2 separate regions of the Homo sapiens genome follow, and region 2 is linked to region 1. Evidence: chromatin loops called from intact Hi-C (ENCODE). Cell type or tissue: chondrocyte. All regions are shown on one strand. Each heading gives the region's core, and the rest is flanking DNA. Links, peaks and the distances in the headings are about the cores only. Region 1 overlaps EHMT1 (euchromatic histone lysine methyltransferase 1). Region 2 holds the start of CACNA1B (calcium voltage-gated channel subunit alpha1 B).

What was found. Hi-C counts contacts between places; a loop is a spot of excess contacts. Peaks named below come from ENCODE experiments on the same cell type or tissue, not always from the same donor. Only the 100,000 strongest peaks of a DNase experiment are listed, where the experiment ranks them.
Region 2: it touches region 1 in a loop (8-fold over the local background); 1 of 110 quality-filtered maps calls a loop at or near these places.

Annotation. Positions count from the first base shown.
Region 1 is chr9:137,825,249-137,832,534 of GRCh38, reverse strand. The region is part of intron 25 of EHMT1 (euchromatic histone lysine methyltransferase 1); the gene reads right to left. Among named protein-coding and RNA genes, the nearest start is that of MIR602, 9.5 kb to the left of the region's middle. In chondrocyte, for the core only: no CTCF peak of the experiment used is centred there; no DNase peak of the experiment used is centred there.
Region 2 is chr9:137,875,324-137,882,609 of GRCh38, reverse strand. It overlaps CACNA1B (calcium voltage-gated channel subunit alpha1 B), which reads right to left and starts at 4,828. Exons shown (of 47, transcript NM_000718.4): 1 at 4,393-4,828; 2 at 3,451-3,556. The coding sequence starts at 4,676. It overlaps CACNA1B-AS2 (CACNA1B antisense RNA 2), which reads left to right. Exons shown (of 4, transcript NR_121583.1): 3 at 6,930-7,147. RefSeq lists enhancers at 950-1,451, 3,720-4,635. In chondrocyte, for the core only: a CTCF peak has its summit at 3,919; DNase peaks (open chromatin) are centred at 1,717, 3,923, 5,349, 5,476 and 4 weaker places.

The sequences.
Region 1 (7,286 bases), core at 1,084-6,083:
GGGAGGGCCTGCGGAGGGAGCCCAGCCAATCCTAGGACTGGAGCGAGGTGCAGAGGCCGCGTGGGAGGCGGGGCCTGAGGGAGACCAGCCAATCCTAGGATGGGAGCAAAGTGCAGTGGCCACGTGGGAGGCGGGGCCTGTGGAGGGAGCCCAGCCAATTCTAGGACGGGAGCGAGGTGCAGAGGCCACGTGGAAGGCGGGGCCTGTGGAGGGAGCCCAGCCAATTCTAGGACGGGAGCGAGGTGCAGAGGCCACGTGGGAAGCGGGGCCTGAGGAGGGAGCCCAGCCAATCCTAGGACTGGAATGAAGGCACACAGGCCATGTAGGAGGTGGGGCCTGTGGAGGGAGCCTGGCCAATCCTAGGACTGGAGGGAAGGCACAGGGGCCACGTGGGGTTGGGGGGTTCTGCGGAGGGAGCCCAGCCAATCCTAGGACTGGGGCGAAGTGCAGCGGCCACGTAGGAGGCGGAGCCTGTGGAGGGAGCCCAGCCAATCCTAGGACTGGGGCGAAGTGCAGCGGCCACGTAGGAGGCGGAGCCTGTGGAGGGAGCCCAGCCAATCCTAGGACTGGGGCGAAGTGCAGCAGCCACGTAGGAGGCGGAGCCTGTGGAGGGAGCCCAGCCAATCCTAGGACTGAGGCGAAAGCACAGGGACCACTAGAGAGGCCGGGCCTGCAGAAGGGGCCCAGCCAATCGCACTAGGGAAACAAGGCCCACGCAGAAGAGAAACCAGAGTCCTCCCCACATGTTAACAGGAACAACTCAAGGGACCTGACGCTTGAAACACTGAGGAAACGAACACGTCCGAAAGAACACTCAACTGAGTCCAGCCTTGAGATGAACCAGACACTGGGCCAACAGACACGTATTTTCAAGGCAGCTCCTAAGGCTGTCCTCAATGAAGAACAAAGAAAGATTTCAAGGCATGAAAATATCAGAGAAATGAGAAGTCTCAGCGGAGAAACAGAAAAAGAATCCAACGGAAATTCTACATCGAAATTCACTGGCTGCTGAAGCCATCACTGGGTGGATGAACAGAATCTCAGAGATTTGCCTAATGACAGGTAAAGTCAAACAAATTGACTTGTACGCAACATTATTTGAGATAAATAGCAAGGGCTGAAATCAACCTGAATGCCCCAAAAAGAAGGAGAAAGATTTCCATGTACGGACAATATGATGACTCTCCCCAAATCCTGTCGGGAGAAAGGTAAGGGCTCGTGCACTATCTACACTCTACCACTTTTTGTGTAAGAAAAGAGAAGGAATAAGAAATCTACTTGAGTATTTTTTCTCGATTTCTGCTGATGGTTACTGCAGGTGCTACAGTTGGAATGTGTGTGCCCCCCGACCAGACTCACAGGCTGAGACCCCAAGGTTAGGGTGAGGCTTTGGGAAAGCGATTAGGTCATGGGAGTGGAGGGAATTGTGCCCTCATAAAAGGGACCCCAGAGAACTGCTGCACCCCCTCCACCACGTGGGGACACAGTGAGAAGGCACTGGCTACGAACCAGGAAACCCTCCCCAGACACCAGATCTACTAACACCTTCATCTTGGGACTTCCAGCCCCCAGAGCAGTGAGAAATACATTCCTGTTATTTGTAAGCCTCACGGTTTACAGTGTTTTGCTATCACAGCTCGAATGGACTAAGACAGCAGGAAACAGAATACAGAGAACATGGAGAGAAGCAAGGCTTTTCTGGGTGTGAACTTCCCAAGCATGCAAAAATTTTACACAATCAAAAAACAAAAAATTAAATTGTAACATTTAAAATGAACTAAAATTAATGTAACTGCCTATCAAGCCAGTGACACAATCACACAAGCAACATTTCTGGTGCCGCGAAGCACAAGACTGGGCCCAGCTTCCATGGGACATGTTCTAAGGAGTGAGACGCTGCAAAGAAGCGCAGATGCCATCCGGGAGCTGGACTGGTGCTTACTGTTATCGGTAATATCTGGAGTGCTATTTTGAAACTAAAGATTTTAGAAACCAAAATTTTTATTGTAAGAGATGCAAATATAAAATCAAAGAAGTTGGATAAAAACTCTACACTGTTAAATTTGAATTGGAAATATTAACATGAACACATTTTTAAAAATCTATTTACTTCATAACTCTGTCCTCTGAAAAGTGAGTCAAGAGCCCATGGCACCCTGACAGCAGTGGGCACCCCAGAGTCTCATTTCAGTGTCTAAAAATCTTTCTCTTCCAAAAGCACAAGGACATCCTGGAGAAATGGCTGATTCCAAGTGTGGGGCAAGGAACATAAGGGAGGCCTGGGTGTCACATGGTACCGAAGAGCAGTGTCACCAAAGGAGACGGGCTCGCCTGCATGGGCTCCCCATGGCCAAAGATGGGGCAGTTTGACCATTAAATAAGAATGGCTATAACTGATCAAACACACATGTAAAAATGTAAACAAAAAAAAAAAGTAAAAATCCATGAGCCCACATTAACACTCAAAACAGAGGAAAGAAAAAAAAGACCAAAATTTCTTTGCTGCTACTTCCTCCCTCTGAAACTTGATAACTAAATGGTAAGAATAAAGCATTGATCTTGCCTTTCTCTGAGGAGTAACCACAAAGCCCAGGTTTAAGGTTTATTTATTTAAACAGAAGAATGTCTGTTAATAAACAGGGAAGGCATGGATGCTCGGGGTGGCCAGTCGAGGTGGCCATAAAGCTCCCTATGGGACACAGCAGCCCCGGTGTGAGTGTCGCCAAACCTCAGCCCTTCCTCCCAGCTGGCCGCAAACACGGGATAAGAGAACAAGTGAGGTGACACCACGGGGGGCACACAGAAATGTGGACCATGGGATTTCTCAGGCCGTTGGCCAGTCTCCCCCATAGGCCACTGTGTGGGCTGCTGGTAGGAAGAAACTTCTGGGATGTGCCAAGTATCATACAAGGGACAGCCCCAGCTGACTCCAGAGGGGCGAACCAGGAAAAGACATCGGGGAAACTAGGAGTCTGTAGATGAACCTCACGTGACGGCAATCTCAATCTCGTCAGGCAGCACTATTCACAGGCACACTCTGACGTCACTGGGGGTAAAATGTCACATTTGTAACTAACTTTACACTGTATCAGCAAAAAAGGATGAAACAAATAAAGCAAGATACTAACAACCATCAAGTCCAAGTGGGGGAATAGGAGTCTCCACTCTCCTGATTCTCTCTGCTTTCTGGTATGTCTGAAAATTTTCACAATGTGTGGTCAAAAAGGAATTGCAAAGGCAAGAAAAAGGAATCTCTGAAGGAAGTGGCAGAGAAGTAAAACATTTTTCTTCTATTTTTTAACTAAGTAAGAGACCTGAATGCCTTTAAAATTAGGGAAGAGGCATCAGAGAAGAACCTGTGTGGAGAAAGTGCTGCCGCAGGTGAGGAGGTGCAGGTGGCAGACAGGTGGTGGCAGTGGGCGCACGGCACGAGCTCCAGTGGCAACGTCTGTGAGACCAGGGCGGGGGCCTCCCCGTGGTGCCTGGATGCCCCACCCGGGCTCTGTACAGACACCCGGGCCTGGTGCTTGGAGTGGACCTCACTACAGGTGCTCACTTCACTTCGCCAGAGGCAAAAGAGGCCATCTGGGAGGGCCAGGCCCATCTGGGCTCTTCCCAGGATTCCTAGCAGGCTCCACAAGCCCCCACGCAGCAAGCAGGAGGGGAGGCACAGAGGCGGCAGCTCTCCAAGGTGCTGAACTGGCACTGCTCAGAGCCACCAAGGGCTCATTGCAGACATGAGGCCCCAGGGCTGGGGACTTGCTATTCCTGGTCTTCTCATTTTTGTGGTTTTTCTGTCCAGAACCACCGGCCTTAGAGATGCTCTAGTGCAGTGCGTTAAAAATAACCCTCCTCCCACCCTGAGAACCTTCCAGCTCTGCACCAAGCGTCACTTGGGCCGTGAGTGTGGGATCTGTGGCTGCCCGGGAGACGTGGTACCTCCCCCACCCCGCACCCCCGCAGGAGCACACTTTGTGGCTTCTCAGGACGAGCCCCTTTCTCAGTCTGACCCCAGGAGCCTCCGCGTGACCCTAGAGGTCATGGGGTCTCGAGACCCTGTGCTCTGCTTGGCCTCACTGCCCAGACCAGAGGGGCCTAGAGTCAGGATGTGGCCTTGGCAATGGTCATGCCTGATGACCCAGCCCAGACTCCCTGAGGCCACACACACATGTGGCAGCCTGGCATGTGCTGCCCCCCACCCCCCACCCCAGGGCATGTCCAGGGCATCTTTGGGGACAGGGTGTGGGTTCCATGCACCCTGAAGAATGCAGAGGGGCTCCTCCTGGGCACACCCCTCTGACCCCTGCTGATGCCCCTTGTCACCGGGACTTCCCTGATGCCCGCCAGCACCCCCCTGGGGCCTGTGGATGGTCACAGCACAGGCTGTAGCCCCAAGAGACAAAGGGGCCGCCCCCATGGGCCATCAACCTTGCCCATGGCCTCCCACTGCGTGCCGTTCGTCCACGTCCCTCCCACGATGGCAGCCGGGCCGACCACCCCGTCGCACCCTGTCGGCTGGCACAAGGAGCCCCTTCACACAGGGGCACGGCCTCCCCTAGCTGCTCCTACGGTTCAGAGGCTTCAGATCCCAGAACCCTCAAAGGAACGGACACCGCTGAGGGCTTTAAATGTACCCTCCTGTGCTGCTCTTCCAAGGTTTCTCTGATGAAGAACCTTCCACCTAGGTTTCGGGCAAGCACACCATGGAGAGGGCTCCCTGGGGCGCCAAGTTGATGGGAGATTTGAACAAAGGCCTAAAGAAGGTAAGGACCGGGAGGGCGGGTGGGCAGGATCCCAGAGGGCATGTTCAACAGCTCCAGAACAGCATGAGGGAGTGCGAGCAATTGTGACAGCAGTGGAGGGGGGCAGTCAGTGGGGAATGGGCTGTGCAAGGTTTGAGCCAAAAGCAGAGGGCTTGGGGTCCCTGTAGCCCCAGGCTGAGAACAGATGGCAACACCAGGGCTGGGGCAGACCCAGGGGTGGGTGCCCACTGCAATGGTCCAGGAAATACTTTGAAGGCAGAATCAGAAAGCTTCCTGGCACCCAGAGATTTTGGCGCTCAGGTGGACAGGGGTCTGGGGTCTGGGGTCCGGGCGTGGGTCAGAGCTGTAGCAGACACCTAGGAGGCTTTGGTGTGTTCGTGGCTCTCCACATCCCCAAAATGAACAAGAACCGTACCTGGGCCTGTGTGTCCATGGCTGAGAAGTGAGAGGGTGCAGGGAGGAGCAGGGCTAGATGCTGCTGCCTCGGGTGGGTGGGGACCAGAGCCTGCCCTGGACTTAGGGACACTCATGGGAGGCGAGGCCTGGCTGCATCTGGTTGCAGACAGACTGGAAGGCAAGGAATCAGGCGAGTGTGGCAGCTCTGGGGCATCAAGGAGTGTGGAGAGTGCTGACAGGATGTCCCTGAGGAGGTGAGGGCAGGCGTGGCTCCAGACAGGAGAAGGAAGCACAGAAAGTCCATGCCATGGAACAGGTGTGAAGGCACAGCACAGACGTGTGGGGGAGGAGGCGGGGACCCCCCGGCCAACATGACAAGCGAGTCAAGGAACTGAGAGCCTCCAGCAGCGATCTGATGGAGCAGTATTGTGCCTGTTGAATGTGACAACTTAAAAGCAGCCTGGTAAGTTGCAGTCCTTATTTTACAAAAGGATTGGCCCACAGTGAACTGGGAATATGGAAATGGCCCTTCCACACAGACAGTTTGGGAGGTGCGGCCCTAGGTGAGCAGGAGGAACCTGGCCAGTGAAGGCCACAGCCGCATCAGCAGGGAGACAGGCCTGTGTGCACAATGCTGCCATTAGGAGGTGGTTTCGAAGCCCCAGCAAAGCTCTCCCCTCTCCTCTGGGCTGCGGCTCCACCCGCCTGTCTTGGTCTCACTGGTTATCACGCAGTGAGAAGGCAGGGTCCCTCCATGAGCCAGGCGGTGGGGTCCTCCTGAGAACCAAACCAGTAGGTGCCTTGACCTTGGACTTCTGGCCTCCAGCACTGTGAGAAACCAGTCTGTTGTGCAGTCTATGGTGTTCTGTTACAGCAGCCTCAACGGACTGAGACAGGCCCCAGGAACCAGGGCCACCTGGAGGCTAAAGTCAGCTGGGGTGACAGAGGCCACGGCCTGCAGCTTAGCTCTGAGGCCTCCTGGTGCCTGGAAGTGGACCGGGGTGACCCAGTGCATCTTCTTCAAGCAGGTTTGAAAATACAATGTCTGGCACTCAAACAAAACTAACCAGAAACATGAGGAGACAGGGAAAGAAGAAGATAAGCAGCAAAACAGATGCTAGAAACAGACCTACAGAGATGCCAGATGCTGGAAGGAGAGACCAGGGCAGGAGATATGGCAGCAAGGAGACGGCACAGAAACAGGAACACACCGCCCCACCCACCCACCCCCTATGGACCCAGACTGACCACACAACACAGCACTGACGCCACATGGTTAAAATACACATAAATTATTTCCAGTAACAATAGCATATAAATCAGATATTCACATTAACAGAACAAGGAGAAAAATCATAGGCTTATTTCAATAGATTTTTTTAAATGTTCAACAAAATTCAACAACAATTCATGAAACTCTTTGGGACAGAAAAGAGAACTTTGTTATTCTGATAAAAGCATCCCGACGCCTGCACAACAGCATCACGGGAAACAGTCCTGAAAGGCCACGCCTCCTCCCTGACACTGGGCAGCCCCGCCGGTGTAGACGACAAGAATGAGAAGTGAAACCAAGGGGACCGGGGCAGCCTGCGTGGTGATGACACGGGCACACACACACAAAACAATGGACCCACACATATCATTACACTTAATAGGTGACTTTAGGCCACAGGTTAAAGAGTTAATTTTAAAAACCTACTCTATTTCTATCCATCAAGCAACAAGAGGAAAAATATGCCTCCTTCAAATACAAGAGCATCAGGGTTTCTGAGATGCTAAGGGCTCCTGCTTCTGACTGTGATGGGTCAGCTGGTGCTGCACTTGCCCTCCCACCCAAGACTGATGGCCCAGCCAAATCCACAGGACACAAACAGAGGTGCCCAGGGTGGCACCTCTGGGCAGTTTCTCATACAGTTGAAGGTCACTCACACATGACCCAGCCAGGAAATGGTAAAGGCCAGATGGCATGTGATTCCACTTACATGATATTGTGGAAAAGGCAGGATTGCAGGAAGCAAGTCAGCGTGGCCGTGGCTCGGAGTGGGGAAGGCAGGTGCCCGTGAGGAGAGGGAGTCGGCCCACACACATGTAGAATTCTAAGGCAGCCCCAAGAGTCTCCCTTGTATC
Region 2 (7,286 bases), core at 957-5,956, 50 kb before region 1:
CCCCAACACCCTGCAGATTCTCCAAGGAGCCATTCCCATCACTGAGCCTGCTTGCTGTCTGCACATGTCCCCTAATGGGGACACCACTGTTTACAGCAGCAACATCCCAGTCATGCCTGCAGGCCCCTCGTGCCTCCCACCCTGGCATCTCAGCTTCTGCCCACGTCACAGTGGGGCCCCAATCTCCCTGCTAGCACCATGCAGTGGGCCTTGCTTCGGGGAAGACAGTGATGTAACAGTACTAGTTGTGGGTGCTTATCAGGTAGTTTTTCCTTTATCAACTAGGGTGGCCCTTTAATACCCCATGAGGTCATCCCCATTCTAACATGTGGGAGACAGAGGCACAGAGATGCCCAGGAGCCAGGCAGAGGCCACAGCAGCCTCTGGGTGGGAACCTGCACAAGGTTGCCTGGATACAGCTCAGGCTTTCTTGAACTCAGTCCAGGCCCCGTTTATGCATTCAACATGCACCCGGGTAACCAGAACATGCACATCTCGGCAGAAAACAACAGAAATGAGAAGCACAACCTCAGCCCTGAGTGTGCTGAGCGACGACCGCCACATCTGTGAGGACCCTGGAGGCAGCCAGCCACAGTCTGAGCCTGAAGCTGGGAGCCACCCTGGGCTCAGACCGCAGGGAGCCTCCCAGAGGGCGTGGCGCCTGCAGGCAAGGCTTCCACAGCTCGATTTTGAGAAAGGGATCCAGGTGGAGGGAACAGAGCAGCCAAAGGAATGAAGACAGCTGATCCTAAAAAGATCCCTTTCCTGCACCCCAGGCTGAGCTCCAGCCAACAGTTACTGGACATGAGAGAGCAGAGCCAGGCCCTACCAGTGCCGAGCTGGAAGCAGCAAACAGGGTGGAGATGGGGCTGTGTGGAGCTTAGGGAGACCCCAAAGACTCCTCGTGAGCACACGCGTGGGGCTGGCAGGGAAAGGCCCTGTGCAAGGCAAGCCCGGGAAGCTGGGCTGAGGGAGCTGCATGTGCAGGGTTGGCATGGGGGTGTCGGACACCTGCACTCCAGGGCTGCTGCCTTAGGAAGCAGGTGAAGGGGTGGGGAGAGGAGACCAGCTTCAAGGGCCTCCCCTGAGGGTTCGTCTTCAGGACTGTGGAAGTCACAGGAAGAAGCAGCTGCTGGGCTGCCACAGAGCTGCCAGGTGAGGTGAGTGCCACCAGTTCCACAGCCTGTGCCTTCCTCCCCAGGAAGCCAGGCTCTCGAGGGCTCTCCGCATCTGACTCCCACCTTACTCAGCCTGGGCTCCTCCTGTCCTGTGGTGGAGCTGGCCCAAGGCTTGGCTGGCAGTACCTGGTAGAAGCTACCAGCACCCAAGGGTCCATCATGACCCGTGCTGACTCGCCCATGCTCTTCCTGGCCTCGAGCCTTCTGGTCTGATTTGTTTAGGAGGGACCCCTTTTCCCAAGGGGTGGGGTTGCTGACCATCTGCCCCAGGGGAACAGTGGGGCCGCAGCAGACAGAGATCTTCACAGGAAACTTCCTGGTGAAAAAGAGAACAGGCCCGACGCCTAGGAAGGACCAGCCAGCACCCTCAGCTGGGAAGGAGCCCCCAGCCCGAGCCCTCTCCTCACAGCTCTGCCCTGCCCAGCCCATGGCTGAAGGCTGGCTTAGGTGGGAGGGATGGGTGTGCAGGCAGCTTGGTGTTGCACTGCAAGCTGGGGCCTGGCTCGAGGTAGCTCCAGAGTCGACGGGGAGGTGGGAAACAGCCCCGAGAGGCAGGGAACCAGGGAGGCCTCGCCCAGGGCCAGGCTGGGAGACAACTGAGGGGCTGCCCCTGCACCACCCAGCCTCGGCCTGCTCTGTGGGCAGCAGCACAGCCTCCCCTCCATCCCAGGGGACATCAATGGCTGGGCCTGCACATGGGACTGGGACTGGTCAAGAGCTCCCCAGACCTCTAGGCTGGCTCAGGGCGGGCATGTTCTGCAGTTTTCCCAACAGGTTAGCTCGCCACTCCTAGAAGTGTCCTCCCCAACCTATGACCACAAAGTAAACCCTCCCACACCTGCGAGGCAGGAACTTGCAAGGCTGGACACCCACTGCCTGGCAGGGCAAGACAGCTTGATCCTCCCTGCCCCCGCCCCGGCCTGGCTCCTGGGCCTGCGTCCCTCTGACCCTGGCCCTGCCCTCCTTCCTGTGACTTGGCATTCAAGGCTCTCTGCCTGTTTCCTCTCAAGCTCACCCTCTTCTCCAGCCTCCAGAAAGCAATGGGCCCCACCAGGGTCCTGCCCAAGTCCCCCACAGGGACCATGACTCACGCCTGCCTCATGGTGTGGCTGGGCTGTCCATGCTCCTCCTCCTCACCCGGCCGTAACCCAGACCACTGGGCATTCCAGACTGTGCTCCATTAAGACCTCCTCACCTCGGCCACCCATAACTCACCTCCTGGTGCCTCACCTCCAGGACAGGCTCCCTGTCTCCCCTTCTGCACTCCTGGGCCTGCGGTGGCCCAGGTTCAAAGGGAGTTCAGTTTCAGGGCTAAAGTCTGAATAGCTCTTGTCTCAGGATGCTAGTGGGGGCGGAAGCCAGGCTTAAGGGAAGAGGGAGCAGCTCCTGACACCCCAGAGAGGCCGTCTCCTGGACGCCTCTGGCCCCGCACCCCCTGGGCCCCCACTTGCTCTGCCTTCTGCTCACCTGGAGGCTCCAGTCTTTAGGCACACTCGGAACCCAGACATGGGGCCAGGCATCAGGGAAGAGTGGGGGCTGGGGGACATGCTCTGACCTCAGAAACTGCTCACCTCCAAAATGCTGCCCTTCCTCTGACCCAGCCCCTCCAGAGACCCCACAGGGCTGGCCTTCCACCTTGCCTCCTGTTGAGCCACGGAGACCTTGCCCTGGCACCCTGACTCACACAGACTCTATGCTCCAATGGGGGCTACCACGGGGGCCTCTTGGCTGGAATCTGGGGACAGGTAAAAATGATTCAGAATGTTTGAGAAGGAATGCTTCCCACAGGATGGTGAGGCCCACTGGAGAAGAGGTTCCAAGCAGGCCCGCACAAGACAACTTGGAGGATGAGGCTCAGGGTTCCCACATCCAGGCCAAAGCCCATCTCAGCCCAGCAGGGCACACATGGCATTCAGAGCTGACCTTCCCGAAGACATGAATGCCCCTTCCCCACCCCAAGTTTAGAACATGGTTTTCTGGATCAAAGTCTAGCGCCGAAAGCCAGGACAGCCATTGAGGTGCAGGAGTAGCTCGTGGCACAGGGCAGACTGGCCCAGGGCTAACGTGGCCACGCCCAGGGCTAAGCCGGTGACCCCAGCTGCCCTGGCCCTCGAGGAAGGTGTTATCTGCCAGGCCTACCTTTTCCTTCAGACGCGAGGGGCACTGCCCAGACGACCCTGCCCGAGGAAGCTGTTCTCAGGCACAGACCATAAAGGAAAGTGGAGTCGCGGCCTCCCCACCACCCTGCCCTCAGGCCCAGCCGGGCACTCACCAGCCGCTCGGACATGGGCGTTTTGTCCCCATCAGGGAGGTGCTGCTCCAGGGCCAGCACGATGCAGTTGGCGATGATGGTGGCCAGGATCATATACTCGAATGGAGTGCGTGAGTTAAGGACTGGCCGGCAGACGCCGCACGGAGGGAAACACGAGGCCGACGCCAGCAGAGCCCAGTGCAGCAGCCACCGCTAGGCCGTCTCCGGAGGGGCTGAGACAACTGGGTCCGGAGCCCCTCTCCTGGCGGAAGCGGCCTGGTCTCCCTCACTCCCTGCCCCCATCCCTAGGGGCGGCCGCGAGGCGGGGCCTCCGCAGTCTGGGCCGCCAGCCCCTCGGCACACCCGGGCGGCCGTCAGCACCGCGGACAGCGCCTCCGGCCCGGCTCCGCCCGACTCCAGGGCCCCGAGGGGAGGGGGCCGAGCGCCCCCAGGCGAGGCTGGAGGGAGACCCCGCGCAGGCGCACGCTGCTCCCTCCAGACACGCAGCCACATGTACCTACACAGGCACGTGAACATGCATGTAGCCCGCATCGCGAGCGCACGCACGCGCAGCGCCAGGCTCCAGCTCAGCCCGCACACGCAGGCACCTGCAGCCAGGCGCGCGCACGGCCGCGTCCCCACAGCGCTCGCACCTGCACGGACGCGGCTTCGCCCTCGGTGCCCTCCAGGCTAGCCGCGCACTGTGCACCGACCAGGATCCCCAGGACCCGGCGTGCGGAGGGACGAGTCCGGAGCAGAGGGGCTCCGCCCCGCGCCCGCCGCACTCACGGAAATGCTCCCGCACCCGCCGCTCCGAGGGGCCCTGGGGCGCTCCGTACCCCCCTCGCCCGTCTCCCGACGCCTCCCCAGGTCGCGCCCTCCCGGCCACCGGGAAGATGGCCCCGGCCCCGGCCCCCACCCCGGTCCCCGCCCGGCCCCGCCCGGCCCCGCCCGGCAGGATATGGCCACTCGGTGATGCGCTTCGCGTATTTGCGGACGACGTTGTCCTCGCTGAAGACGAAGAGCGAGCGGTTGACGGTGAAGCAGTTCTGCTTGACCGGGATGGGGTTGTACAGCGCCATGGTCCGCGCGCGCTGCGCGATCGATTGCTTGTAGAGGACCCGCTGGCCGGGCTGCAGCCCCCCGGGACCCGGGCCCCCCGCCCCGCCGGCCCCGCCGCCCCGGGCCCGCTCTCCGCCGCCGGGGCCCCCATAGCGGCCGCCCAGCTCGTCCCCGAAGCGGACCATGGCTCCCGGGCCCCGCGTGCATCCCCGGCCCAGCGGCCCCGGCAGGGAGGGCGCGGGGCGCGCCAGGCGCTCAGAGCGGAGCAGCCACGGAGCCGCCGGGACCGCAGCGGACCTCGCCCGGCCCCACCGCCGCAGCCGCCGCCGCCTCACCCGACTCCGCGGCCCCGCGCCACGCCCTATAAGGGGCCGGTCACGTGGCGGGGCCCGGCCAATCCGCGCCGGCCCCGCCCACCCTGCCGCGCCGGCCCCGCCCCGCGGCCGCCCCCGCCCCGCCCCGGCCCCTCCGGCTGCGCCTCCCTCGCCCCGCGCCTCCCACCCCGGGGCTGGGCCGGGCCCAGGAGCGGACGAGCCTGTGGGTCCTCGACGGCCGCTCAGCGCCAGCCCGGGCCGTCCCCGGAGCCCACTCTGCCGGCCGCACCGCCCCTGGGTGCCCTCGGCTCCTCAAACTCGGCCCAGACGGACCCCTCGCTCCGCCCGGAGGCGCCACCAGCCCTGGGGCTGCAGCCCAGAGCTGGGCGCCAGGCCTGGGCCGGCCCGCCCCGTCCCCGCCGGGTCCCCGGCCTTCCCAACCCTCCGGGTGCGCTCGGCTCGCGGCCTTGGTGCCACGCGGACGCTTCTGTCGGGGGCCCCCAGCCCGGGTGCGGGACCTGCTGTTTCCACGCACGGGGCTGGCTCCGGGATCTCAGCTCAGAGAAGCCTCTGACCGCCTTGCAGGCCACGCCCCGTTAGGGAACCTGTCACGGTCACTGCCATTCCCCAGGCCTCCTTGAGCGCCCACCGCGGGCCGGGCCTGTCCTGGGCTCCCAGCTCTGCCCTCACGGAGCTGACCGTTTTGTACAAAGCACAGCAACCATTTACACAGCGCTCACTTCGTGCAGGCCCGTGGGTCCTCACAACCTCCAAAAAGGCGGCCCCGGGGTCGGGGAGACCTTCGGGAACAAGGGACCCTCTCGGACCTGAAGCTCGCTCGCAAGGCGCTGAGTGCAGAGTGAGGCCGGGTGCGGGCTGCGCCTTCTGAGAGGGAGGCAGTCCGCACAGTTCCGAGCAGAGGCGCGTAGGCCTCTGAAGGGTCCCTCGGGCTGCCGTGTGGAGTGTGGACTGCAGGAGGCTGGGGTGCTGAATCACTTAGGATGCATTCAGAGGCGAACAACCCGCTTCCCAGCTAGCAGCAGCTTGCACGATGCCATTGTGATCTCACTGAATACGAAGCCACCATCTCTCCTCCCTCCAAAATCCCCACATACACTTTCTGCCTTCCTGCCTGTTGCCTCATGCCCCAGGGTGGCTGTCATAGCACAGGGCATCACACCGCTACACCAGCATCTCAAACGGGAAGGAAGTGGCAGGTGTACAAAGGATGACCACTTTGTGAATCAGGTTACGATTTTCTTTTCTAACAAAGGAAAAGCTTCTCAGAGGCTCCCCCTGCAAGTGTCTCTTTAACCCCGTTAGGCCATGGGCCATGTGGCCGGCCCTGACTTTAACAGGGTGGGAAAGTGAACATGTGTCAAAGTGGACCAGGATGGCCAGCCCCCACTAGGCGAGCACATAGTTGCCCCAAACAAAATCAGGGTTCGCTTAGCTGGGAAGCAGGTGCTAAGGCTGTCGGGGAGGCTGCCAACTGGCCTGTCACAGAGAAAAATCAGAGCCCAGGGAGGGGTTTTGACAGCAGCACAGAGAGAGATGATGTGGTTTGAACATGGGGGCCATGAGCAGTGCCTCTTTCTCTTAGAGAGAGTGCGTCCAGTGTAAATGTGAAGGAGAGATAGAAACACAGGCTCTTCATTTTTGGTCTGAGTGACTGAGTCGAGGGGGATGCCCTTTGCCGAGATGGGGAAGACAGAGGGAAGAGCTTGTTAGTCACAGGGTGGAAATTAAGAATTGCCTACTGGGGACAGAAGTGGAGATGCTATGCAGGGGTGGAGTTTCTCGAGGGATGCCAAGACGAGAGGCCACTGCTGCAGCCCTGCGCCTGGAGGCTGGGCTCGCCACATCTGCTCTGCCCTTCCCTCCGTGCTGCGTGACGCTGGAGCTGGCCTTTGAAAGCCACATCAGCCTGTTCCTTGACCTGTGGTTTCTGGTTATGCTAGCCCAACAGGAGCACCAAAGGCCCTTGAGGGAAGGAAAGAGCAAGGCCAAGGTGTCTACTATTCCCCTGACTTCCTCCTGCCAGGTCACCGAGGGTTGGCTGTGCACCTCAATTGAAGCTCCGGCCCTGTCAGGCACCCACCACTCTCCTTTCTCTCTCTCCAGTTCCAGTTCCTGCGTCCTCCCCTTGTTCCTGCCAGCGGGGGATGGCATCACGCAGGCATGGTGAATCCTGGCCCTTGGGACTTCCCTGCGCCTTGCACAGATCGCACAGATTGTGGTAGATGGTCCCTTGCAAGTGTCATCCTGCCTGATGCATCACCACCGAGGAAGCGACCGAAGTCAGAGACAGAGGATGCTGCCACTCCCCAAGAATGAAGCCGGTGAGGAGGAGCAGCCAGGGCTGTGGGGGGTCGGGGGAGTGCCCTGTCCCGGAGCTGAGGGAGGAGTGCGTGTAGTCCATAGAGATGAGGACCGACATTCAGCCATCAGAGTGGAAAGACAGAGGTGCCCATCACCCGG